Linked DNA regions of Homo sapiens: regions 1, 2, 3 and 4 are each linked to region 5. Evidence: read pairs that join two places in POLR2A ChIA-PET (ENCODE). Cell type or tissue: A673. All regions are shown on one strand.

Region 1 (5,000 bases), 62 kb after region 5:
GCTGAGAGGAAGAAAGGAAGGAGGGAGGAAGGGAGGGAGGAAGGGAGGGAAGAAGCAAAAAAGGAAGGAAGGAGGGGAGAAAGAAAAAGAAGGAAAGGAAGAAACAAAGGAGGGAGTGAGAGAGAGAGGAAAGAAAGGAGAGGGAGGGAGGGAGGGAAGGAGGAAGGAAGGAAGACACTGGACTCCTTGCTAGCCCACAAGCCCACCCTCCTCTTGCCTCCACATCTTGGTCTGATGCTGTTCTCTATGCCTGAAAGCTGCTCTCCCAGCCCTCTCTGCCTGCCGACGTCTTTCTTGTATTTGGAGACAAGCGTCAGCTCCTCCTGGTCTATCCCAGAAGGGAGTCTCTGCTCCCACCTCTCTCCTCCTCCAGCAGTTTGTTTTAGGCACCATCGTAGTCAGGGTCCCAGCAGGAAGCAGAATTTGCCACAGATGGTTCAAATGAAGAATCTTTAATGAAAAGACTCTTAACAGAGGTGAGCAGGGTTAAGAGGACAAAGATAGGATGGCAAGGGCTCAGAGACAGGAAGCATCAGGGAGTGGTTGTCACCCCTAGGACTGAAGGGACAAGAGCAGGAAACTGGAGGCAAACTGTACAGGAGGAGACATCAGGTAGGACCCAAGTTGTGAAGGATGCAGCTCTTGCAAAAGATGCAAAGATAGAAGGAGTGGGAAGAAAAACCTAACCTCCTTTCCCTTCTTGGAAGCCAGGTGGCCAGAAAGCCTGGGCATGAATGGGAGGCTACAGGGCCAAGGTTCAGGCAGCAAAAACAGCATGTGCAAAGGCCCTGTGGCAAGAGAGAGCTTTCAGGGGGTAGGAGGAACTAAAAAGAAACTCAGTGCTGCTGGCCAGCTGAGAGCTGGGGAGGAGACAAATGGGAGAAGGGGTGAAAAAAAGAGGCCGCAGGCGGACCATGTGGGCCTTAAGGATACAAGCCCCACCTCCTGGTTTTCCTGGGGCAGTCCTCAAGGACACCTGTTGTCCCAGAGGAGGCATTAGTAATAAGCTCCACCCCCTAAAGATCCCTGCCATCCCCCCAACACACACACACACACACACACACACACACACACACACACACACACACTTCACTCCCACAAATGGTCCTGATTTGAACAGTAACTTACCTGGCCAGCCTTTCCACAGGGTGTATTGAAGAGCTCTGTCTTCACTGTAAGAGTCGGGATCCCTGAGGGTTGCAGGCAGTGTGCTCATTGCTCGGATTTGCATTTGTAAAGGGTATTCGGGTAGCAATAAAGCAAATGAGTTTTAGGGGCCATGGCATCAGGCCTGATAAAGATGCTATGGAAGTCCTCCAGGGTACCCTCGGACCTGCCTTTTAACATTCATGAGCTTTGGGATAAAATCCAGATGCCTGGGCCAGCTTCCCCCTTCCCTGTGATCTGCCCCACTTCCTTCCAGCCCCACCTCCTGCCACCCGGGCAGCTAGGAGCCCATCCTGCTGCAACACAGGTGCTCATCCTGCATCACAGGCATCACAAGCGCTCATCCTGCTGCAACACAGGTGCTCATCCTGCATCACAGGCATCACAGGCGCCCATCCTGCTGCATCACAGGTGCTCATCCTGCATCACAGGCTTCACAGGCGCCCATCCTGCTGCATCACAGGCACCCATCCTGCTGCACTTCTCGCCACTCCCTCATGGCCCCAAATCCTTGCTGTGCCCAGGTCTCTGCAAAAGCTGTGCCCACACACTGCACCACTCTCCTCTCCTCTCCTCCCCATTGCAGGCAAGCTCCCATTCTTCAAGTGAGAATCTGCTGATACACGCAGGTATTCTGTTAAAGGATCTCGTCACATCATTCTGTTGATGTGACATTTTCCATCTCTCCCCTATTATACCATGAACCACACGAGGATAGAGGGCTTGTCTTTTCCATGACAATATTTAATGTATTTAGTCCAGTGTCAATAAATTAGTAGAAATGAGGGAAAGAAAAGAAAGGGGGAGGGAGAAAGGAATAATGGGAGGAGAGGAGGAAAGGAGAGAGGGAGAGAGGGAAGGAAGAAAGGAAGGAAGGAAGGAAGGAAGGAAGGAAGGAAGGAAGGAAGGAAGGAAGGAAGGAAGGAAAGAAGGAAGGAGGGAAGGAAGGAAGGAAGGAGGGAAGGAGGGAGAGAGTGAGGAAGGGAGGGAGGGAGGGAGGAAGAGAGGAACTCTCAGGTGACTCTAAGCTATTTGTGATTCATCTTTGTTTGCAACTTATCTGGAATCTTGAAGTGAACTTCGGGGACCTGTTAACTTCTTCTTACACAATGCTTTCTGTGATACTTCTTTCCCTTTGTTCTAATTTTTTCCAAATCTCTCAAACTTTCAACGTCCCACACTTCGAGTTACATCGAAGCCCACTCCACTGCAAAAACTTCAACTTGTGATCTTGTTGTCTCAAACATCCTAAGGTTGTATAATAACCAAATGTCTTTGTTCTCACGATGAGAGTATGCATCAAGAATCAAAGAAGCAAGAGGAAAAGGAACGTTCCAGGCTATTACTGTAACAATCCAATTACAATGCCTATCAAACTTAACTTCACAGGTTATAGCTCCTAATTGCCTGACAAAAATTGACACTTCAGTCGCAACAGCATAATATAATCAGAGTCCAAATTAAATTTGATCGTGGGCAGAAAACGATGCTATCATTTGAAGGCATGGAAACAGGAGATCAACTAGCATGATACCAGGGATCAGAAATGAAAATTATTCATTAATGGCAATGCGTTTCTGATAATGGAAATGACACAGTTCAGACGGCTTCGTAAAAACACTATTAATTAAAAAGATGATAGACCTAACAAGCCGTAGAAACCAGAGGACTTTTTTTGGGGTGTGCTTGTTAAGGTGAAAGACGACAATGTGTAAGAACAGAAGTTGATGCACTTTCGTTGGAAGTGTTTCGCTGACGCATGAGCCAAGTTTACTGGCCATTGCTTTGTGAAGTGACATTCTCCAGGGGGCCATGTTCCAGGACTATAAGAAATAAAAAAAAATAAAAAGAGTCTTTGGCCATAATACAGCTCTGCAGTAAGTGCAAATGGTGCTGGCTGTAAAATAGAAGGGCCCAATTCATAAAACAAAAGGCTCAAGGGAGTTTGGGGTACAGTAAAAGAAAAATAGGCCTGGACAACTCTTGAAAGGGTGTGTGTACGTGTGTGTGTTGTTTTCCACCTTGCAAGTTCTGTGTGATTTGTCCCAGAGGGTGGCATTAGTGATAAGCTCCACCCCCCAGACCTCCCTGCCCTCCCCCCAACACACACACACACACACACACACACACACACACACATACACTTCACTCTCACAAATGGTCCTGATCTGAACAGTAACTTACCTGGCCAGTCTTTCCACAATCCCTAATTTAGGGGATTGAAATACACAAAACGACAGGCAAATCTCAGAGCCCATCAGGGTTTGGGTACAGAAATTTAAAGTTCCTTTTTTTTGTTTGTTTAAAACACATCATAAGAAAATAATATCCTTTGAGAATGAGTTATGTGTTCATGTTTTGAGCTGTCTACTCATTCAAACAATATTTTTTGAGTGCCTTTGATATATTAAGCCTCATCTTATGATCAGGGGGGAATTGCACTGAACCAGACAGACACTGTTTCCTTCCTTAGTCTGGCCAAAAAATGGGTGTTGGCCAAGTGCTTAGCCTTGAAGAAGAATTACAGAGAGCGAGACCAGAAGTACTAACTGTGTAGAGGCCAAGAGGGCTTCTTGGAAGAAGTGACATTGAAGGTGAGACCTGAAGTGGAAGATTGGTGAACGATAAGGGGATGAGAGTGAGGGAAGAGTCACAGCTTAGGAAATGACATATTGGCACCTCCAGTTATAACTGTGGGCACAGCAAGGCTATGAGGCTTCCCAAAATACTAACAAATACTACTATTGCATTCATCGAAGGAAACGGTTCAACTTAACTTGATGCTGTAATTAGCTTTTAACAGGGTGAAGGGTCTCCGTTATGGGATTCTTGCATTAAAGGCATGAGACGCAGAAGACAAGAGAGGACAATGCTTTCCCCCACCCTGTTAGATTCAGGTGCAGCCGTGTGACTGACTGTGTTGATCACACGTGGGCAGGATGGCTGTAGGCCGCTTACAAACAGAATCCTTGAGAGTCATCTCACAGCTCCACTGAGTTCTCTTTTCCTTCCCTCCTAAGGACTGGTGAAGTCCCAGGCTGGGTCCCCTCCCTCAACCTGAACCCCATGGTGAAAATGATGCAGCACCCCCTACCAGGGAGGGGTAGCACAGGCAAGAAATGTGTCCTTATCTAGGTCAGCCACTGTGGCTTTGGGGCTCCTGTGAGGGCAGCTCAGCCTAGCCTGTCTTCATCAGTGTAATAGCCAGGCGGGCGTGCAGGGAAGAAGGAGCCAGGGACTAAGGGGTGTCCTTAGCATCTTATCAGAACCCAATGGGTTAAAGAAGCAGGGAAATTGGGGCCTGAAGGAGAAAGGATCTGAATGGGTGCTGCTTCAGAGAGGGAGATTCCAGTTCCACCGAAAGAAAAACCTTCCCGTGAGATTGGCACCTGGTCTTTGGCAATGGTTTGTGAGGTCACTTGAAACCCTGAGACTCAGTGATTTTCTGATTCTGGACAGGAAGACAGATGTCACCAATCCAGGGACCACCAGTGACAAAATATGAAGAACAACCAGTAGCCTGGGTTGTTCTGTCCAATTTGTTTCAGTCTAGGCCAACATCATTCAGTGCAAACTCTATTTTGAGCCAAAAAAAGTGACCTAAAATGTTGTAAAATATGCATACTGCAACCCCAGCATTTCCACCTTCTATTCTTCCCCTCTCCTCTCTCTCCTTTCATCCCTCTCTCCTTCCTCTCTCAATCTTTAAAGAATAAGGAGGCTGGCGAAAGACACAAACCTTATGCGGGGAAGGACATCTGACTGCCATGCAGAATTTTCACAATTCCGGACCCAGGGTAGCCCTGCAGCAGAATCGGGTTCTCTCAACTCAG
Region 2 (5,000 bases), 370 kb after region 5:
CTCTAATTGTTTCAAACATTTTTGTTTTCACTCACCAGCTAGACTAAAACCCTCATAAAGGGTGAGCCTAATCTTGTGTGGGCAGATTATGTATCCAACATTTCTGTGTGGGCAGAAATACCAAATGGAATCCTGAAGGGGTTCCCTTTTGCATGAAGAACAGAGGCGTTTTTGTTTGTTTATTTCTAAAGGCAAGGAGGAAAAAAAGGCAGGGTGTTTGGCTTTGTTCCTCCTTGTCAGTTGGGTTCCAGTCAGTTGATACTGCTCTGCAGAAGCTCCCTGACTAGAGAGGCACTCCTATTCTAATAAGGCATCATAGCCTGCTGCTATGGAAAGCAGAGGACAGAGATAACATCTTATTCCTCTCTGTCACATACACTCCACATACTCCAGAGGGAGGCCTAGTAATATTGTAAGTGATCAGTAAATAATTACTGACTAAACCAACTAAATAGTGAATGTTGCAAAAGGGAAGGAGAAAGACAAATCACACATATTTTTACCTTTTTCCATTTTTGTCATGTAGACCAGACCCCCAATACTTAGGAACACCCAGGTACTTCAGCTTACGGGTACGAATCCATTTCTGAACTACAAATTAAAACAGATCTTTGTGATTTCAATTGTTATACATAAATGATAATTTTTTAAAAAATCATTAAGAGCAAAATGTATTTATACATGCAATAAGAATTCACCTGTATTCATAAAAAAGAAAATGAAGAATACAGTATAACGAATAACGAAAAGCATTTTACGATGAAAACATTTTTATTAACCTACAAAATTGTTATCCTGCCCTTAAAATTGTCTTTAAAATGAAAAATCTACAAAAAGCATTTTTTTTAAATCAAAACTACAGTGCAGTCATTCCTTTGTTCTAGGGGCTTGGTTCCAGGAACCCCCACCCCTCAAGACACCAAAATCCAGATGCTCAAGTCCCTCATATAAAATGGTGTAATATCTGCATATAACCTCCACACATCCTCTTATATACTTTATCTCATCTCTAGATTACTTATAATATGTAATACAATGTAAATGCTATGTCAATAGTTATACTGTACTAGTTTTTTATTTGTATTATTTTTTATTATTGAATTGTTATTTTTTATTGTAGCTTTTTTTTTTTTCTGGAATATTTTTTATCCCTGGTTGGTTGAGTCTGAGGATGTGGAATCTGAGAATACGGGGGTGGACTATCCTGAAGTTGCAGTTTCTCTCTCTAATTATGTAATGTTTACTTGCTTCTACAGGAAGACCTATTTTTCATACCAATCTAAAAGGTTTTTCTTCCTCAATATAAAAGTCCTCAACCAGGAAATCAAGATCTAAGAGACATGGAAGAAGGACAGAAGGGACCAAAGTGACTAGGAGAGGTTCTGGCTCTCTACCTTGATATCCTGTTCTATTTCATCAATAATTCTCAATGTTTAACAATATTTCCTAAATCATAGGTCATTTATTATTAACTTCATTCTATGTATCTATATAGATAAAATCTTGATGCAACAAACCCATTAAAAGACCAGAATTCTTTCACACAAATCCCATGTAAGTGGAATTTATAAAGCAAAAAAATAACAAAGAGTCATAAAATAAGATACAATGCTCTAGGTCTTGGCTTAAAACAAAAAACTGGTCATTTTAAAAGTGTAAACGTATGTGTACTGTATTTCTTACTTTGCTCTGGTTTTGCAGCTCGTTGGTAGAACTTTAATTCAGTAAAAAGAGGTCCATTGTCACTGGGTTCCTTAAAATATAAGAGTTAATTAGTACTAGCAGTAGTTAAAATTACTGAGATATTTTCAATGAACCTTCAAAAAAGACCAACAAATCTATTTTTCTGTCCAATGTAATTTTGATACTTAAGTTTATAACTGTGTTAAGATTAAGTCAAACTCCTTAGAAATGTTCAGAGAAATATTAGTCTATATTTCTTATATTGCTCAAGTTCCATTTCTATAAGTGATAAATTATACAAAATCAGATATATAGCTCAGCCTGCAGAAGTTTAAGAAAAATGTTTAAACTAATTTTCATCTTTATTAAGCTTTCCCTTAAGCAAAGATGAGCAATCATCTTAACTGTATCACCAAGGGGCTATAAGATATTTCTCAGATTTAATAAAATTTCAATACCTAATTTAACCAATTAATGCCAAAATCCCATTCCTTTCCTGTTTTCATTACACTTATATCTACTTTATCAGGACTGGCAAAAACAGACCTTACCACAAAGAAGAGCCCATATTATGCATCTCCTGAACAAGCATGCACTGTCCACTAACCTGCATCCTTCCTTTCTGACACAGATTCCTACATTTGTCAAACCAAACATGGGGCTCATTAACAATTGTTTTCTACCAATGTTATGGACTACATTCATTTTATGTTTTTAGAGATATTAACAATTAAAATTATTACTAAAGAGACATACATTCACAAAAACGTATTTGCACAAACAAGAAATAACAGCCTGTCAGCAGTTTTGCCTTGTTAAATAAATATGTAAGAGTGGAAAAGATCTTATAATTCTGTGGACTTTTTAAATAGTAAATTTCATCTGATTAAAATTAGTATTTATTTAATGTCTGGTATTTTGTGTTGGTCATTATTTATTGGGAATTAAAAAAAGTTTTTAAAGCAGTGAAAACTTCAAATGAGGAAGCTAACATTTCTAAACTAATTTTAGGGTTGCTTTTCTTTTTAGGAGGTATGAGAAAAAAATTATTTTGGGCAGAATATCTTGGTTAACTGGAGTTCAAAGTTAAATAGAGCATTGGGGGAAGTGAGTAATGAGGCCTACTACCTTAAATGAGTGACAACTTATAGTTTTGGGTTGCTAGAGATGACTTTTGCAAGCACTTAAAATATGTTCACCTTTTCTTCACTCAAGATACCCTCAACTGTAGAAAACCACTCCATACTCTCTGCTCTAATTATCTCAGATTTCTTATAATTCAGAAAATAGGAATCCCCAATTAAAGTACTTAGAAGAAGGCCTGGCATAGTGGCTCATGCCTGTCCTGTCATCCCAGCACTTTGGGAGGCCAAGACGGGCGGATCACTTGAGGTCAGGAGTTCAAGACCAGCCTGGCCAACATGGTGAAACCCCATCTCTACTAAAAATACAAAAATTATCTGGGCATGGTGGCGAGTACCTGTAATCCCAGCTACTTAGGAGGCTGAGGGAGGAGAATCACTTGAACCCAGGAGGCGGAGGCTGCAGTAAGCTAAGATCGTGCCACTGCACTCCACCCTGGGCAACAAAGCAAGATTCTGTCTCAAAAATAAAAATAAAGTACTTAGAGGAAAACGGATTAGCCAATCTGCAGACTCAGGCAGTTATTAATGAGCATTTAACAGTAAATGGGCAACACACATTAACACTTGGATCACAACCTGAAAACAAGCGTGCCTTATTTGTTACAGGTAAGTATACTTTTCACCTTAACCTTGGAAGACAGTAGTATCATGGCTTGGCATGCAACAACTCCTTAAGAAGGAGGAACTAACCAACATACTGAAAGTATGAGTGCTGATTCCTTAACTTATGGACTCAGTACCCAAGTTCCTCTATAACCTATGGCTCCTTTCCTAGCAGCAATAATAGCTTGACACTTGCAAGCATTTGCAAGAGACACTTGCAGTGTTTCCAGCCAATGGCTAAGAATAGGTCTTTGGTAGGAATCACAGAATCAGCGTTAAGAAAAAGAAATTCAAAAGGAGAAATTCTGGTAAAGTTCCTCTCCAAAGCTTACCTTTGGAATAGCTCATTTATATAATTCAGGTTTGAAAGAGGTTTTCCTAAGACAAATCAGTATAAAATTCTGATTTATTCAGTTTCAACCTATGTCATATCAACTTTAACTTTCAAGTTTTCCTTCAGGCAATAATTTATTAAACCTATAATAATGAGAATCAACCATATAAATCAGGCTATTATAATGAAAGCCCACTACAAGGAAGGCTCTCTGAGCTCATTTCATACTTCTTCTAATCCAATAAACTTCCATTATCACAAAATAAAGGAGCTACTTCCTTGGCATTGCACTCTAGCCAAAGCTAGCTATTCCTGTTGAAGAAAATACCTTAACTCATAACTAAAATTTTATTAACATATTTCAAATCTAAAATACTTTGCCAACTCTATAATAGCCAAGATTTAGAAAAGAAATTGGGACTGACATTTTAACTAGAATATCACTAAACGTTTCTTTAAGACTTCTAAGTGTCAAAATGAAGATGACAACAGAAAAAAAATTAAAATGTGATATATTTCAATGGCACCAGCTAAAAGCAACTGGCTGCCATTTAAAAATGAAGCTGTACAAAATTTCTCCTTCCTACCAAAAAATTATGATATATGAATTAAAAATTCAGGTCACTTCTCATAACATCAGTGAGGAAAATCAAACATCAGTCTGCAAACTTCTTTCCAAGGAACTGTGAAATACAGATTCTTATCAGTTCACATCTGAAAAGGACCACAGTACAATGACCTGTTAGGATACCATCCAAAAGCCTGACCTCTGCCTCTAGTTCTGCTACTGACATGACTAAGGGTAAGTGCAATTCAAAGAACTACTAATTTCATATTAAGTCTGTCAGCAAGAAAACACAAAAGAAAATTTCTTTCTCCTTGCATTATCCAACATTTCTCCTGCACAGTTACTTTCAGAAATAAAATACAGTGTCTGTTCTGTAGGTCAAGGATTAAAGCCCCAACCAAAACCAGAGACCAACATTTGGTACATGTGAGAACATTTTTATTATGTGCCTAACATCTACCTTGAATGGGTATGTCTTAACTTCACTCCAATGCCAAATAAGAGATTTGTGGGTTAACTATCTGGAGCTGTTTCATAAGGCAGATACATGTATTATCAGCAATAACCAACTTTTTGACAAAGCGTCCACATTAAGTTAGAAACCCTTACCAGCAGCAGAGGGTACCTGCACACCCTTACTGAAATCAAGGATAAAAATGTGCCAGCC
Region 3 (5,000 bases), 320 kb before region 5:
TGTTTCCCCCACCTGCCTGGGGGCGTCTTAAGAGCAGTAGCTGTGCACTTTTGGTGCTGACGTTAGACTGGACAGAAAATAGACAGCAAGTAAATGTTTGTTGAATGAATAAGCAAACTGATCTCAAACTGCGTAGACAATTTCTTCTGTTATATGCTTCAATTGCTTTAAATGATTACAGTTTTGGCTTTTGGGGTTTTTGTTTGTTCATTTGTTTTTTATAGGGTCTTGCTCTGTCACCCAGGGTGGAGCTCAGTTGTGTGATCATAGCTCACTGCAGACTCCAACTCCTAGCTCAAGCAATCTTCCTACCTCATCCTTCTGAGAAGCTGTGACTACAGGTGTGCGTCACCACACCTGGCTAATGTTTTAAGTGTTTTGGAGAAACAAGATCTCGCTCTGTTTGCCAGGCTGCTATCAAACTCCTGATTTCATGCGATCCTCCTGCCTTTTCCTCCCAAAGTGCTGGGATCACAGGGGTGAGCCACTGCATCCAGCCAAATACTGACATTTTTAAATGAAGACCTGTGGCAGATGCAGTTTAGGTGTCTGAAAGTCCCTGAATTCTGATTGCCTGTGTACAGGTGCACCTTACCGGGAAAAGATTATGTCACACGGATATCAGTCCAAGTTTTTTGAGATGCAGATGCCCAGACAGGAATAGACATGCAAAAGATTTCCTTAAGGAGATGCCTAGGATGCGGGTATGCAAAGGGGGTGAAGGGAGACAGGTAGAACCGTCTGGCAGTGACAGAGATCTGATCCATGTGAAGCAGAAAGGGAAGGAAAGAAGGTTGGGCAGAAATGTCTGCATCTGTAGTGCCGTTGAAGGAAATACTGCAAGGCCCTGAAGGAGTCTTCAAGCAAAGCTGCTGGGTGAGGAAGTCCTGGGTTTCGCAGGAATGGGCCTGCTGTGTTCAGTCTTTGGCCAAGAGCATCCTCTGGGACATGTGGCCTGAGAACTAACATAGCGGTTGACAGATTTCAGAGCATAGCAGCTGGAGCCCTTGGTCAGTGATGCCCTGGAGCTCTGAGAGGTGGGTCTTCATGTCCACCCCACCTTAAGTCTCAAAAAGATCAATAACTCTCAGAACAGTGAGGAAGCACCGCTGCACCTGTGGGACTGGGCAGTGGCCCTATGGTTTCATTGTGACGTTTTCAGGGAGAAAGTAGATGCCAGCATCTCCTACAGATTCCAGATTTTTATCCCTTGAGTGATACCAACTTACTCTATCACCTTGACCCAGCCACATTACAACTTCCAACCTCAGCTTCTCCAGTCCAAATACAATGTGGAATGTTGAAGAGAGAGCCATTGGATTGCTGCCCAGGACAGAACTGGCTGAGACATCTATGTACAGGTATGGAGAAGAGATGAGTCATGCTGACACTTAATGGGGATGGGAAGTCTCAAAATGCCACTGACACGACCAGTGTGCATCATTGCTAGTGCTTATTTGTACCTACAATTTGCCAGGCACTCTTCTAATCACTTGACATGTGCAAAATCATTTAATCTGAACTCTTCCTTTTCCGTCCTCCCATTTTACAGATGAGAAAACTGCAGCACAGCGGCATAAGTAACTTGCCCAAGGCCACACTCCTAATAAGTTGTGGAGCTGGGTTGCAAACTCAGACACTCCAGCTCAAGACCACGCACTTAAGTACGAGGCTCTGCCAAAGGGAAGGAGAAAGTAGAACCAGAATGTCCCCAAGAGGTGGCCTGGGAAGATGGTGTCATCCAGATGTGGAGAGAATTTTCCACTCAGCACGTTCAATGAAAGAAGCTCCTGCTGGAGCCAACAGCACAGGAGACAACGGCAGGGCTGGCCCTGGGCCAGCAGAACCTTGGCCTTCCTCTGCACAGATTGCATCTTGATTGCAGGTCTTCATCCAGCAGCCACATGCGAGCTTTAGTGAGACTTTAAACCTTGTCACATTATATTAGTCCATTCTCATGCTGCTGTATAAAGAACTGCCTGAGACTGAGTAATTTATAAAGGAAAGAGGTTTAATTGCCTCACAGTTCCACATGGCTGAGGAGGCCTCAGGAAACTTACAATCATGGCAGAAGGGGAAGCAAACGTGATGTCAGGAAGGAGAAGTGCTGAGTAAAGCGTGAAAAGCCTCTTATAAAACCATCAGATCTCATGAGAACTCACTGACTATCATGAGAACAGCAGCATGGGGGTAACCACCCCGTGATTCAATTACCTCCCACTGGGTCTCTCCCACGACATGTGAGGATTATGGGAACTACAATTCAAGATGAGATTTGGGTGCGGACGCAGCCAAACCATATCACACGTCATCAGCAAACTTAACATTTCTCTCTGTGTGTAGGTGTGTGTGTTTAAAGCTAGAATAAAAAAAAAACATTTCAAGCTTGTGTTAAGACCATTTTCAAGATACAGCCCTGGAGAACGTGGTGGGGTTTCCCCCATGGGTCCCTAGTTAAAGAGTGCCACATAAGATGCCCCATCAGGCGACGGGGCCCTGCAGGGCCCACACCCTAACCAACATCATGGTGTAAGATCAACAGATAGATCTGTTGTTTAACTGCATCTCCAGGACATTTCAAGCAGGGTGGAGCTTCCTGGGGGACAGAGATGAGGGGAAGCAGCCCCACCTTTATTCATTCAACAAATACTTACTGAGCACCTATTATGTGCCAGCCATTGGCAGGTGCTGGGGGAGCATCAGTGAACTTGTAGTGGAAGAGACAGAAAATAAAGAGAAAAATAAAGGGCAGCATATAAGAAGAAAACAAAAGCCAGTGAGAGAAGATAGCAGGAGGCATGGAGTACCATCCTCTAGGTGGGATGGCCCAAGTGGCATTCAGACAGAGATTGGAACAGGTCAAGAGCAAGACTAGGGGCTGAGGGAAGGGCCAGCATGAGGCGTGGAAGCAAGAGGGATGAAGTGGAAGAAATAACCATGGAAATGGCAGAGGCGGGCTGTGGAGGGGCTTGAGACCTCGGTAGGGACTTGGGTTTTTAACCGACAGCGATGCTCAGTTATAGTTTGGGGGTTTTTTCTTAAATAATAGACTTTATTTTTAGAGCTGTTTTAGGTTTACAGAACAATTGAGCAGAGAGTACAGAGAGTTCTCACCTACTCCTCTCCCCTCACACAGTTTCCACTAAACGTCTTGCACTAGTGTGGTTCATACGCTAAGATCGATGAACCAATATTCACACATTATTATTAATTGAAGTCCTTAGGGGATATTGGGGTTCACTCTTTGTGTTGTACATTCTGCGGGTTCAAATAAACGCATAAGTGTCACATATCCACCCTGATGGCATCATCTACAATAGTTTCACTGCGCTAAAAATCCTGTGCTCCCCTTGCTCACCCCTCCTCCTTCGCCCTGAAACTCTGGCAACCACTGATGTTTTTACTGTCTAACTTTGCTTTTTCCAGAATGTCAGATAGTTGGAATCATTCAGTATATAGCCTTTTCAGCTTCTTTCACTTGGTAACGTGCATTTACATTTCTTCCATGTCTTTTCATGGTTTGATAGCTAATTTCTCTTGATTGCTCAATAATATTCCACTGTATGGCTGAACTCCAGTTTGTTCATCCATTCCCCTATTGAGGGACATCTCAGCTGCTTTCAGTTTTTGGCAATGATGAGTAAACATTCGTGTGCAGGTTTTTGCTTGGACATTTGTTTCCAGTTTATGTGGATACAAGCTCAGGTGCACGCTGGCTGAATCATAAGGTAAGACCATGTCTAGCTTTGTAAGAAATTGCCAAACTGTCCTCCAGAGGAGTGATGGATCTGATCTGGGGGTTAGAAGATTCATTTGACTGCTGGTGGAGAAAAGAGACCAAGCAGGCCAAGCTGTAACCCTGTGGGCTAGTGCAAAGTGGGTGCAGCCTCTGCAGGCAGGAGCTGGCAGGAGCCAAATGACTGGGGACACAGCAGAGGGTGTGGTGGAAAAGCACTGAGTTTGAGGCTCAAATCTGTTTCACATATGGCCTATCCATAAACAACCATATTTGTACATAGGTGCTGCATTTTTAAAAGGTTCTTGAAAACCCCCACCCTGATGAGCTTTGGGGTGACTTCCAGCTCTGTGATTAGAAAAGGCTTCGTTCAAACAGCAAGCAAAAGGTTCAAAAAGCTCCTTTTTCTTTGCATAGTTCAAGAAGATGGTTTGTATCGTATCTAAACCTAACAATTTAGCAGGATTTTCCTTTGTAGTAATTATGTGATGATCAATGTCTCTGTCTTTCCTAGGGGGAAAACCTACTAAATATATGTTCTATCTAAAATTGTTGTTTTTATTGTTATAAACCAGGACAAGTGAGGTGCTGTTTCATATTTAGCAACATATAATTTACCTCTTGTACATCTTCCTTTAAACTTATGGTTACCTTGTCTCAAGGTAAAGAGCGGCAAACAATGAATTATTGTCATTATCTTATAATCAAGTACAGAGCCGCCAACAATGGATGTCATTATGTTCTAATGGGGAAATAACCAGCCAATTCTACAGTGGTCATTACGGCAGCAAAAATTAATAATGTTCTGACTTTTTTTTTCTCCCCTTTTTTATTTTCAACACCAATTAAAACTGTTTTCAAGTGTTTCTTCCTACATTGTCTGAATCCCAGTTAGCAAAATGATTGTTTAGCAAATGTGATCTGGCAGCAGAAACCGAGGGATTCTGTTCCTTTAATTGTGAGCCAGTTAAAGGGAAGAAGAGTCTTTCTATTTTCTGGGGCAATGTGTACTTACCTGGGAGAGGAGGAGCAGCGAGGAGAAGGAATCTCTGAGGGCTGGCAAGGAAAAAGTGAGAACTGTATGACACTATTATAAGTAACGCAACTCATCAATCCTTGTATAACCTCATGAAATAAGTATTTTTAGCTTCCATTTGCAAATGAGGAATCAGAGGCTTACAGAGATGAAGTCATGTCTCACAAAAACGTAACCAGGAGGTGCTGGACCTCAGACCTATGTTCTGTGGGTGGGGCCTCAGGGCCA
Region 4 (5,000 bases), 200 kb before region 5:
CGTTTGCAGTGACCCTATCTGTGTGCCCCTCTGCATGTGTTTCCACGTGTGTCTGGACGACAGCCCCAAGCGTGTGGACGGAAGGCAGCACTTCACAAACAGCCAGACAGAGCACCACCTCTTTAGTGCAGCAGGTAAGAGAGGTCTGTTGGATCTGGCGCCTCTTTTATTTGCCATAATTTGGCAGGTACTGCTCTGCGCGGCTGCAGAACTGAGAAGGTGAAGCCCTTTGATGCAGCCTCTGATGGGCGTCGGGCACAGCACACCATCAAGGCAATTCTAGCCTCTAAGCCCCGTGATGCTTTCTTTTCCAAGCTCAGGAGCTTCATTTGAGAGAAAAAAACATTAAGCATAATTCACCAACCTGCAGGTTTTCTTTCCCTAACCTAGCAACATTTTCAAAAGAAAACATAATTCTAAGTGGTTCCAAGGTTTAACAGCGAGGCCAATTACCTGGTGGACATTTCTGGAGATGCAGCCACCATGGGAAAGCTGCTAAGAAATTCTAGTCGCTAAATTCTAATTAGCTGACAGGCGAATTCCTGTTAAGTTTCTGTTTTTCATTCAGAGACGCTATGAATGGGTCTGATCACTTTCTGGGAAATTGTAATTGTGCATGTGTATGTTTAGAAACAGGAGGCCTTCCAGTCCAGATTCTGGTCTTGGTATTTGGAAGGACCAGGCCTTGATTTTGAGCAGAAATAACCACGTTCTTCTGAGCTCCTGGTGTTTTGACCCCGTAGCAGCCGCAGCCCAAGGCCCGCAGCACCTCCTTAGAATCCCAGTTTGCTGCCAGCACCTAATTGGTATGCTAATGCCCAGAGCTGCCTCAATTTGTAATTCTTCCCTGGAAATGGTATTCAGATTTCTGCATCCCCTCTCTACTAAGAGAAGGACGCTGGGAGATTTTTTTTTCCCTTCGTCTGGTCAAACAGGTAAAATAAACTTAACTCTGGTGACGGCAGACACATATCCCCTCCCTGAGGCCTTCTTTAGTCTGAACGGAAAAGCGGAAGCATGGCCAAGTGAAAATACTGATCTTTCCATTTGCCGACGAGGAGCAGGGGCCGGGGGAGAGGCCAGGTTCCTTTTACAAACTGTTGTTCTCAATTATCAATTTCCAGCCCTTTGTGCAAACTCAGGGCGATGCCGTTCCAACATCTTTACTTAGAACTTGGGGGGAGGCTCCCCTTTGCTTAAGATAACCCCTTTTCTTTGTATTTGAAAATAAATGTAAAGTTTACCTTGGGAACAAATGATTAATGAAGTGTTTTCAGTGTACCCCAGCTGTTCACTATAATAGAAGAATAATTTGATGTTTGGGGTTCTGAAGCCATTTGATGGCAATTGTGTGTTTTTTTTGTTTTTTTTTTGGAGGGGTCTGTGGGGTGGGGTGATTAAAGGGTTAATATTCAAATCAGAAATTTGCAAGGCCTGCATAATGGGAGCGCCACCCTCATAACAATAGGAATTTTTAACAATATCCAGCCTTGTTAGCAAGAGAGTTACATGCATTGAGGGCAATCAGTGTGTCTTGTCAGTTTCTTTTTATCTACCATCTCCAACCGCCGAGGAGCCGAAATGAAGCACTTTGGAATTATCAATTTCAGCCACATTTGCATAACAAAGCCCCCGAGGAAGAGGCATGATAAATGTGAAGGACCCCTCTTGGAAAAAGAACTGTCAACCGCGCCCCGAAAGATTCTCCGACCGAGCGCATTCTCCCGGACTGCAGTCAGCGAAAATAAAATGAAAGCATTAAAGAAAGTCATTCTCTCAGAGAGAAAAATCTCCCCCTCTGCACAGAGAGAACTGGATGAAATGACATTATGCATATGAAAATGTCCAGAAAGATGTTTGATTTATGTATGCATTAGATGCAAATTCCATTACGGTGCGCGCGCTGTTGTGTGATTTGGCGCTGAACACATCAGCGCCCTGATCAGATCTGATCTCATTAATTCCGACAAGGAGAGAGAGAGGGAATTGAGAAGAATTTATGGCCTGGACACTTGAAAGAAGTAAATTGTAATTCTGTTTAAAGCTGTAGCGAACCTTTTAAACACCTTTTATTATAGGAAAGAAGCACTCACTTTTATAACACTGTAAGGACTTACTTAATCCTGCACTGGGGGCTCTGGTCTTCATTTAGGGGGAAAAAAATCTATGACCTTGTTTAGGGGAAAGAAAAAAGAAGAGGAAAATGTCTGTCTTGAACCAAAATTCAGGGAAAACATCACAATAGTAGGATCAAAGGAGAAATGATGCCTCTGTGAATAATTGGGTAAACGTTTGGTTTTAAGGATCGTGTGTTTTGTTTTGTTTTGTTTTAGTGGCTTAATATTTTCAAATAAAATACCAAACAGTGAATGAATATTTTTATGGGACTGGGTAACAGATTTACATTTTAAAATGTCTTTATTTGCATTACAGATAAAAGCGCTACTAACAATATGTGACGGGAGATGCAATGGGAAAAGTTATCTTTTGAAACCTCTACTTATTAGGACTGCTTTGAAAGCACAGTCAATTTCAGACCAATATGAATAATAATGATAATAATAATAACCCCACTGCCAAAATAGTCTTAAGGGGAAATACATTTTTATAGGGAAAATCCCAGATTGTTTCTCTCTATTAATAATGATTCTTATCTTTCTTTTGCTCCTGAACAAGACCTTAATAAGTCGTTTCCTCCTTTCAGGAGCAATAATCACCCTTCATGGGTGAGATATCCTATATTTACTTGATAGCGAGTGTAAAGCCGAAAGTGTCTCAATATGTTATTGCATCAAGGAATCATGGTTCCTCCCCCAGCATTCATGACCCCCTGGGGTGCAGCTTTGCCTGCTAGAGTTGCGTTTCCCTGCGCGTCTTTCATCTTCGCCAGCTATGATTAACTGTCTTCCCAGGGCCGGAGGTGGGGGCAGAGACTGGATTCGGAAAACCTTAGTTACCGGATCATGTTTGATTTTAGATGGAAATGAAGATACCGAGGCGGAATTCTCCCCCAGTGCAGCCTACAGCTTCCCGGGGTAATCCACTCCAATAGAAGTCATTGTTGGGTTTAGCAAATGTTTATCCAGATTGATGCAGCAAACTTACATGTGAACGCAGATAAACAGCGACTCGGAGGGCAAAGGGTTCCAGAACCAGGTGAACCTGCTTAAATGTCACATTTTGTCAAAGGCTAATCCCCTTGTCGTTCCTCATTTCCACCCAAACCATAAAAGTATCTCATGTGTGCTGTAGATATAATTATAGATGGAACCCGCGTATTTACACTATGCATCTGTGTCCCTACTCTTCCGTGCTGTATGTTTTAAGGACACAGGCAATGAGTAGCGGCCACTGGTTTGCCCACATTCCAATGCATCACATCGGCAAATCAGGAAAATAATTGGGTTTTCCTTTGAGAAGAGAGAGAAGGGGGAAAAAATCCTTCTTCCTGTGATGTTTTAAAAATTCAAAATTTCCTCATTTATCTCCATGTTAGCTCTAACCACACAGTTGAAAGGTATATTTAGACTGCAGATACTGTATTTTAGAATGTGGAATTTCACGTCCTCTCACTTGGGGGACTTGAAAGAATTGTGCACATTTTGAATAGGCTTGTCTGCAAGTAAGAGGGAAAAGAACTTACCTTGGCATTATACTAGTGAGATTTTGGTTTTTTGCAAGGCATTTAATGTGTCTGTGTATGTGTGAAGGCATGCATTGAAATACAGAGCCAGTTTGTTCACCTTCAATTAAGTTCTCCCTCAAATATACACGGAAGGAAATGTACATATTATATTTTATAAATAATAAGGCTTGGGGGTCAGCTTTCTCATATCTTCACATGGTTGGCCAGATCTTAGTGTGTCTCTCTCTCTCTCTCTCACACACACACACACACCCAGTGAATGGGTAAGGCTTGGTGATTAAGGTCGTGCTGTTTGTTCATCTCTGCCCTGGCTAATGTGATTGAATTGGAACAATACCTTTGAACTCCTTGGCTCTGATCTGCATACTAATTGATCCCAAGTCCTTGACAATGACCTTAGCCGCCATCCACCCATTCCTGCAAAGGCTGCTCGGCCCTACTCAAAAGTTGCTATCAAAATCCAGAAACGACACAGAAAGTCCCTTTATAAAGAGCGTCTTTGAGCAGTGTGTTACTCCCTAGCTCCCCCTGCGAGATGCTTTCAGAAATAAAAAGTATTTGTCCAGGACTGGAAAACAGTTTTGTCGCGGAATGCTCAAATGTCTGTGGAGTAACCGCAAGAGCAAAGGGGGAGAAATTCGGTTGTCAAAACTTACCCTCGTGGTGATAGGTAACATCTTCTCCTAAAATAAAAATCCGTGATGATAGATTCTGTGCAAGATGTTTCCCAAAATTGTCTTTGAGATATCAGAAGCCTGCACATACATCTCACTCTTCTAAAAATCAGTGGACAGGATCAGATCCTGCCTTTATTTAAAATCTGAATTTTTTGTTCATTGTGAATTTTGGTGCATTCATTTTATTTTTTTAAACATTGCATCCAATTATCATTTTTCTTAATTACTGCCTTTTTGGCACTCCATTAAATTTTGCACCCAAGGTGCATGCCTCAATTCTCTCACCCAGATCCCAGCGCCCCCAGCATCTCTGCTGTAGTTTTATAGTCTTAGGAAAGTTCTGAGGAAAGAAATTCGAACAGTGGAAAAAGTATATTTTTCCCAAATTTACACATATTTACCTATAAATTTAAGTGGGCACAAAAACAAGTGAAAGTATAATAATTCATGGGGATTCGCGTATCTCTTTAAGGTAAAAAGGTGCTGACATACGCACACACACAACCACACATCCAAAGAAATTAAAGACAAAGAACCACATTGTTGGTGACTTTTAAAATTGTACTGTGCAGTAATGAATTAACCAGTAGCTAGAAGGTTTCCATTAATAAACCAAAGTTATATTCTTTGTGTGACCTTGAAAACAACAACAAAAAAAGTCTCTTCTGGGGAGAAAA
Region 5 (5,000 bases):
ACGGTTAAACCAAGACTGTTGGGTCTTGACTAAGCCAGAGATTGACCCAATTCTCCGGACAGTTATGCAATCGTTTGCAGCACAAAAACGCAATGTCCTACCTGTGAGAGATATTCTTCTTCTCAGTCCCATTCTACAGATGGAAAAAACTGAGGCCAAGAAAGAGTAAGTGACCACACCAAGCACTTCTCCTAGGAAATGGCAGAACTGGAACACTACAGATAACGCAGCACCTCTTCTGAACCCACTGCAGATCTGAGAGATTGTGTCAATTCTTCCCATCCACTTGGGTTGGTTTTTCAGTTGGCTATCCTTCTGCCGAGATACCTGAATCCCAACCCTCATCCCTGTGGAATTTGAAAGTGGATTTTCTGAACCTTTGATTAAAATATACAGTTTTTAGTTTTGGGGTGGTTGAGTTTTTGGTGGTTTTTTTCGCTTGTTTCTTTTGGTTTTGTTGTTTTTGCTGTCTCATCTCCCCAAGAGAAAAACAGCTCCAGAACAGGAAGGACTCCCTCGAGAAGCACCTCGGAGGGATGGGGTTAAGCCAGCAGGTGTGCCGGTCTTGGCATTCAAGGCAAGCCAAAGTACTGGATCTGACGGGTTTTATTGTTTTAAGAGGTACAAGTTCACAGCTTCCTGAATGGAAGTCTCTTCATTTCTTGGAGCCAAGCTTAAATGCCTTTAAAATCTTGGCCTGCCGTTATCCTGTAGCTGTTAATTAAGCTTTGAAAACTTTACATTATGTTTACAGTGCACTGTGCGAATTGCAAAATAAATTAGAACCCGAGGCAAAGAAATTGGAGTTTTCAATAAATGGAACAAAAACCGGAGAGAGTCGCTTTTTAGATAATGTGAGACTCGCTATTTCTCACTCTGATATTTCTTTCTAAGGGGGAAAATGGACTTTGAAAAAATAAACTTTTGCTTCAAAATGTAACACTTACGGGTTCATGGTTTTTCTTCTGCATGGCAGTCTGAGTTGAATAATTCTGCAAAGACAAGGGAGTGATGAAGAAATAAGGAGAGAGTAAATGAATTGTGTGAGAAATGCGTCTCTTTGCAAGTTAGGCAACAGAAAATACAAGACGGCATTAACCATTCACATAGTTAAAAGCAAAAACAGAAAACAAAACTACAATATGGTTTAATTTGTGTCCTAAAGAAGATTCCAGGTAAATTTTATATTTGCTTTTGATTTTTTTAAGCAACCTGTGCTAAATTCAAGGGACCAAAAATAGCTTTAAAAGAAGAGCATAAATAAAAACCCCACACAAGGAAAAACAGCTGATGTTTTTCAAACCTCTAGCCCAGAAGATACTCTTCAGATATATTCTTCAGAACATTAATACTCAATTTTCGAAACAAGGTATGTATGCTTTCTTCCTTCCATAAGTTTCACATTTGGAAAAAAGTGAGCTTAGGAGAGCTTGAAAACTGACCCTGAAAATTATTGTTGTAAAACTGAGCAAATACATAAGCTTTAATGAACAGAAGAAGCAGGAGGCCCTGTGTTTGCATCAGATACATTAATTTTGTTTAGAAATTCTGCCAAATGGATAATTCACAGCAATTCAGTTCTTAAAGTTTTAAGAGAATGAAGAGGAATCTTCATTCTGACTTCTTGAAATATTCGATAATTTGTTTTAAAATTAGAGATTTGCTTTCTGCCTCTCCAAACAGATGCAAAACTGATATAAATTTTAATCGTGCTGGCAGTCCAAGTATACTGTTTATTCAAGTCTTGTTATAAAACTCTAAGTGAAGAAAAAAATAGGAAAAGAAAGACAAAAGAAATTGAATAGGAAGTGTCTCCTAAAACATACCTGGTTTAAACCTGCATTCACACAGTAAGTTTCCTGGAATAATCTCTTAAGGGTAGCTGCTAACAATATGACAGCTCTCTAACCACCCCCTGAAAAATAGCTCTATTGTATTTTCTAATTTTAAAAAATATAGTGTTTAGAAACCGTTCTAAGAATTTTAAGCAACAAGACATAGATAATGAAGAACGATAGATGACACATAATAGTTCAGTGATTTGACATTTTGAAGACCATTGCCCCATCTGCTCCACGCCAAAAAAAAAAAAAAAATTCAGTTAATGGAAGTGAAGATGACAAAGGCCTGAGCCATATACTGGGCTTTGTGAATAGAAGATAAAGAGATTATAATGCTTGCTCCTTCCTTCCTTCCTTCCTTCCTTCCTTCCTTCCTTCCTTCCTTCCTTCCCTTCCCTCCCCTTCCTTCCTTGCTTCCTTCCTCCCTTCCCTCCCTCCCCTCCTTTCCCTCTTGCCTTCCTTCCTTCTTTCCTTCCTTTTCTTCTTTTTTTCTCTTTCTTTTTCATATTTCTTTATTTTTTTTCTTTTTAATAATCCTGTTTATTTGAAGCCTAGCATAGGAGAAGTTGCAAAAAGCCGAGTTTGTAGCCAAAAAACTTGAAGCCTCACTAGCTCTGTTTCTAACTGGGTGACCTTGGCTGGTCTATTTGCTGAGCCTGACTTCATTTCCTCATATAGATGTGGATATGGATATGGGCATGGGAAAAGATAAAGATATAGGAATAAAAATAAGTATGGATGCAGATCTACGTATAGATATAGGTATAGGTATGCGTGTGAATATAGATATGGAAAAAAGATATAGATATGGAAATCTGGACATAGCTATAGAAACAGAAAAGAGATAAAGATAGATATGGAAAAGCTATAGACATGGAAATAGATACAGATATATTATAGATGAGGTGGGATTTGTGGTAATGATATTTACCTGGCCTACTTCACAGGCTCAATGGCAAACAGATGAAAGAATGCTTGCTATTGTTTTTTCGTAAATTGAAAGTGTGAAAAATATCAACATCACCTCCACTTGAAGAGTGCTTAGTGCTTTTTCAAAGAATTTAGCAATTTGAATGCTATGTGAGTAAGAGAGCTTGGGGAGGAAGTGTCATAACTGGAGTTTGCTCCTGCATTCATCCTTCTACAGTTATTCACAGCCTCTCATTGAGTGCTTAGTAGGTAGAGAAGAGAGTTTGCTTTTCTCAGCCTGCTTTTAAGCATAATTTCTAATGATCAGAACAGTTAATAGCATTCATTAAGTACCTTCCTCAGGCCAGACACCATACATTACAAGGTGCCTGACACTCATTGATCACCCATCGTGTCCACACCAGAAAACTAGATGATGTTCTCTCCTTTTGGCTGATAAGGAAACTGAACCACAGAGAGTGGAGAGGAGCAGGTACTGAGTTCACAGCTGGTTAGAGGAAGATCTGGATGCAAAAGCTCAATCTCCATGGCTTTTAAGAAAACAATAATAGAACACAAAAACGTAGGTGCCTTAATTTGTCCACAGGCACGTGTTTCTAGAGATGGGGACATTGGTCCAGCCAAAAATTCCTAGACTGTGCAAAGCACTGATATTTCACTGGCAGAGGTAAGGAGACACAGAGGCCCTTCAGGACAGGGATATTCTAGCAACAGTGTTATTCCAGGTACGAACACCTCTGAGCACAGTCAAAGGGGAAATAGCCATGCATGACCACCTGACCTTGAATCACTTGTGTGTAGCAGTCATTGCCTTAGTGCCTGCTTCACACCAGGCAGGTGGCATGGATCACTCGGCCCCACCCTTCCATCTGAAAGGTGAAAAAATTGAGAGCCAGAGACATTCAGTTGGCCAGGATCATTCAGCAGACAGGCATAGAAGTCTTGAGCCCGTGAGTTCTGGGAGCGGTGATGGTACATTTCAATGAGCACAAGCACAAATTGGAAGGGTGGAGAAGGGTTCAATTTTGCTTGGATTAGAATCATGAGCTGCCTAGCAGGAGGAAATCCACACTCCCGAAGCTCCTTGGTCTCTGATTTCACAAGCACTCTCATGTAGGCTTGGAAATAGAGCACATATACTCTACTCTGATTTCCTTGCTAGAGTGTTAACGTATGCATATCTCTCTGTCCTGGGACACCAGCAGCACCCACATAAATCTGTCTGCTCTGCTAACAGTGCAGCGCTGGGTCTGTTTGTCTTCCAGACTTTATGTCTCCCAGTTCTTTCTGTCCCATGGTGACAGTACATCTTCTGCAGTCCTCCTGTGTACCCTGCAGCACCAAGCAGTGATTTTTGTCTAGCTTTTGCATTTCCATGTTGGCTATAAAGATGTGCATGACCCGTTGACTTGGGTCTTTTGACCTTTGACACATGCGCAGCCTTGAATATTTCGAAAGAATAAGAAACATTTCCAGTTCCCCATTAACAGGCAGAAGCTGAGTAAAAATGAAATGCCCGAGAACCCTGTTATTATCATTATTGGTTAGCCCATGCATGACTTTCTTCCCACCCCAAAGCTATTTGGACCTACCCATCCAAAATTTGAATGTCCATGCTTGTTTTGAACTGGAAGCTTTAAAAAGTACACCCAGGCCAGGCATGGTGGCTCTGTAATCCCAGCACTTTGGGAGACCGAGGCAGGTGGATCATTTGAGGTCAGGAGTTTGAGACCAACTGGCCAACATGGTGAAATCCATTTCTACTAAAAACACACACACACACAAAATTAGCTGGGTGTGGTGGCACATGCCTATAATCTCAGCTACTTGGGAGGCTGAAGCAGGAGAATCACTTGAACCCAGGAGGCAGAAGTTGCAGTGAGCCGAAATTGCACCACTGCACTCCAGCCTGGGTGACAGAGTGGGACTCCATCTCAAAAAAAAAAAAAAACAAGAAAAGAAAAAAGAAAGGAAAGGAGAGGAGAGGAGAGGAGAGGAGAGGAGAGGAGACCCAGCCCAGCCTCTAACTCTCTAAGGCTCTTTAAATAAGATACTTGCCCTCATTTTCTCACCTTTGTAGTAGGGATATTAAACCTGCCCTGCTAATATTCACAGTGATGGTGGTGATAAAGATGAAGATGGTGGCTAGCACCTATTGGGTGTTTATGTTTATATTGTGCTACTTCAGTCTTTACATATTTACATGTAATTCTCATCATTACCCTATGA

Evidence for each region. Peaks named below come from ENCODE experiments on the same cell type or tissue, not always from the same donor. Only the 100,000 strongest peaks of a DNase experiment are listed, where the experiment ranks them.
Region 1: POLR2A ChIA-PET joins it to region 5 with 11 read pairs; 2 of 35 experiments call an interaction of 5 or more read pairs at or near these places.
Region 2: POLR2A ChIA-PET joins it to region 5 with 17 read pairs; 2 of 35 experiments call an interaction of 5 or more read pairs at or near these places.
Region 3: POLR2A ChIA-PET joins it to region 5 with 11 read pairs; 2 of 35 experiments call an interaction of 5 or more read pairs at or near these places.
Region 4: POLR2A ChIA-PET joins it to region 5 with 18 read pairs; 2 of 35 experiments call an interaction of 5 or more read pairs at or near these places.

What each region holds. Positions count from the first base shown.
Region 1 is chr14:97,151,298-97,156,297 of GRCh38, reverse strand. LINC02304 (long intergenic non-protein coding RNA 2304) reads right to left here and starts at 1,441. Exons shown (of 2, transcript NR_146554.1): 1 at 1,129-1,441. RefSeq lists an enhancer at 1,708-1,877. In A673, no CTCF peak of the experiment used is centred here; a DNase peak (open chromatin) is centred at 1,887; H3K27ac peaks cover 3,478 bases.
Region 2 is chr14:96,842,848-96,847,847 of GRCh38, reverse strand. VRK1 (VRK serine/threonine kinase 1) reads right to left here. Exons shown (of 13, transcript NM_003384.3): 4 at 1,684-1,753; 5 at 504-591. Among named protein-coding and RNA genes, the nearest start is that of VRK1, 48 kb to the right of the region's middle. In A673, no CTCF peak of the experiment used is centred here; no DNase peak of the experiment used is centred here.
Region 3 is chr14:97,536,430-97,541,429 of GRCh38, reverse strand. LINC02325 (long intergenic non-protein coding RNA 2325) reads right to left here. Exons shown (of 5, transcript NR_110166.1): 3 at 4,752-4,792. Among named protein-coding and RNA genes, the nearest start is that of LINC02325, 80 kb to the right of the region's middle. In A673, no CTCF peak of the experiment used is centred here; no DNase peak of the experiment used is centred here.
Region 4 is chr14:97,410,009-97,415,008 of GRCh38, reverse strand. No RefSeq gene overlaps it. Among named protein-coding and RNA genes, the nearest start is that of LINC02325, 46 kb to the left of the region's middle. RefSeq lists an enhancer at 2,581-3,102. In A673, CTCF peaks have their summits at 439 and 4,168; DNase peaks (open chromatin) are centred at 1,618, 1,918, 2,838 and 4,178; H3K4me3 peaks cover 3,606 bases; H3K27ac peaks cover 5,000 bases.
Region 5 is chr14:97,212,843-97,217,842 of GRCh38, reverse strand. No RefSeq gene overlaps it. Among named protein-coding and RNA genes, the nearest start is that of LINC02304, 60 kb to the right of the region's middle. In A673, no CTCF peak of the experiment used is centred here; DNase peaks (open chromatin) are centred at 552, 2,172, 2,932, 3,902 and 3 weaker places; H3K4me3 peaks cover 1,554 bases; H3K27ac peaks cover 5,000 bases.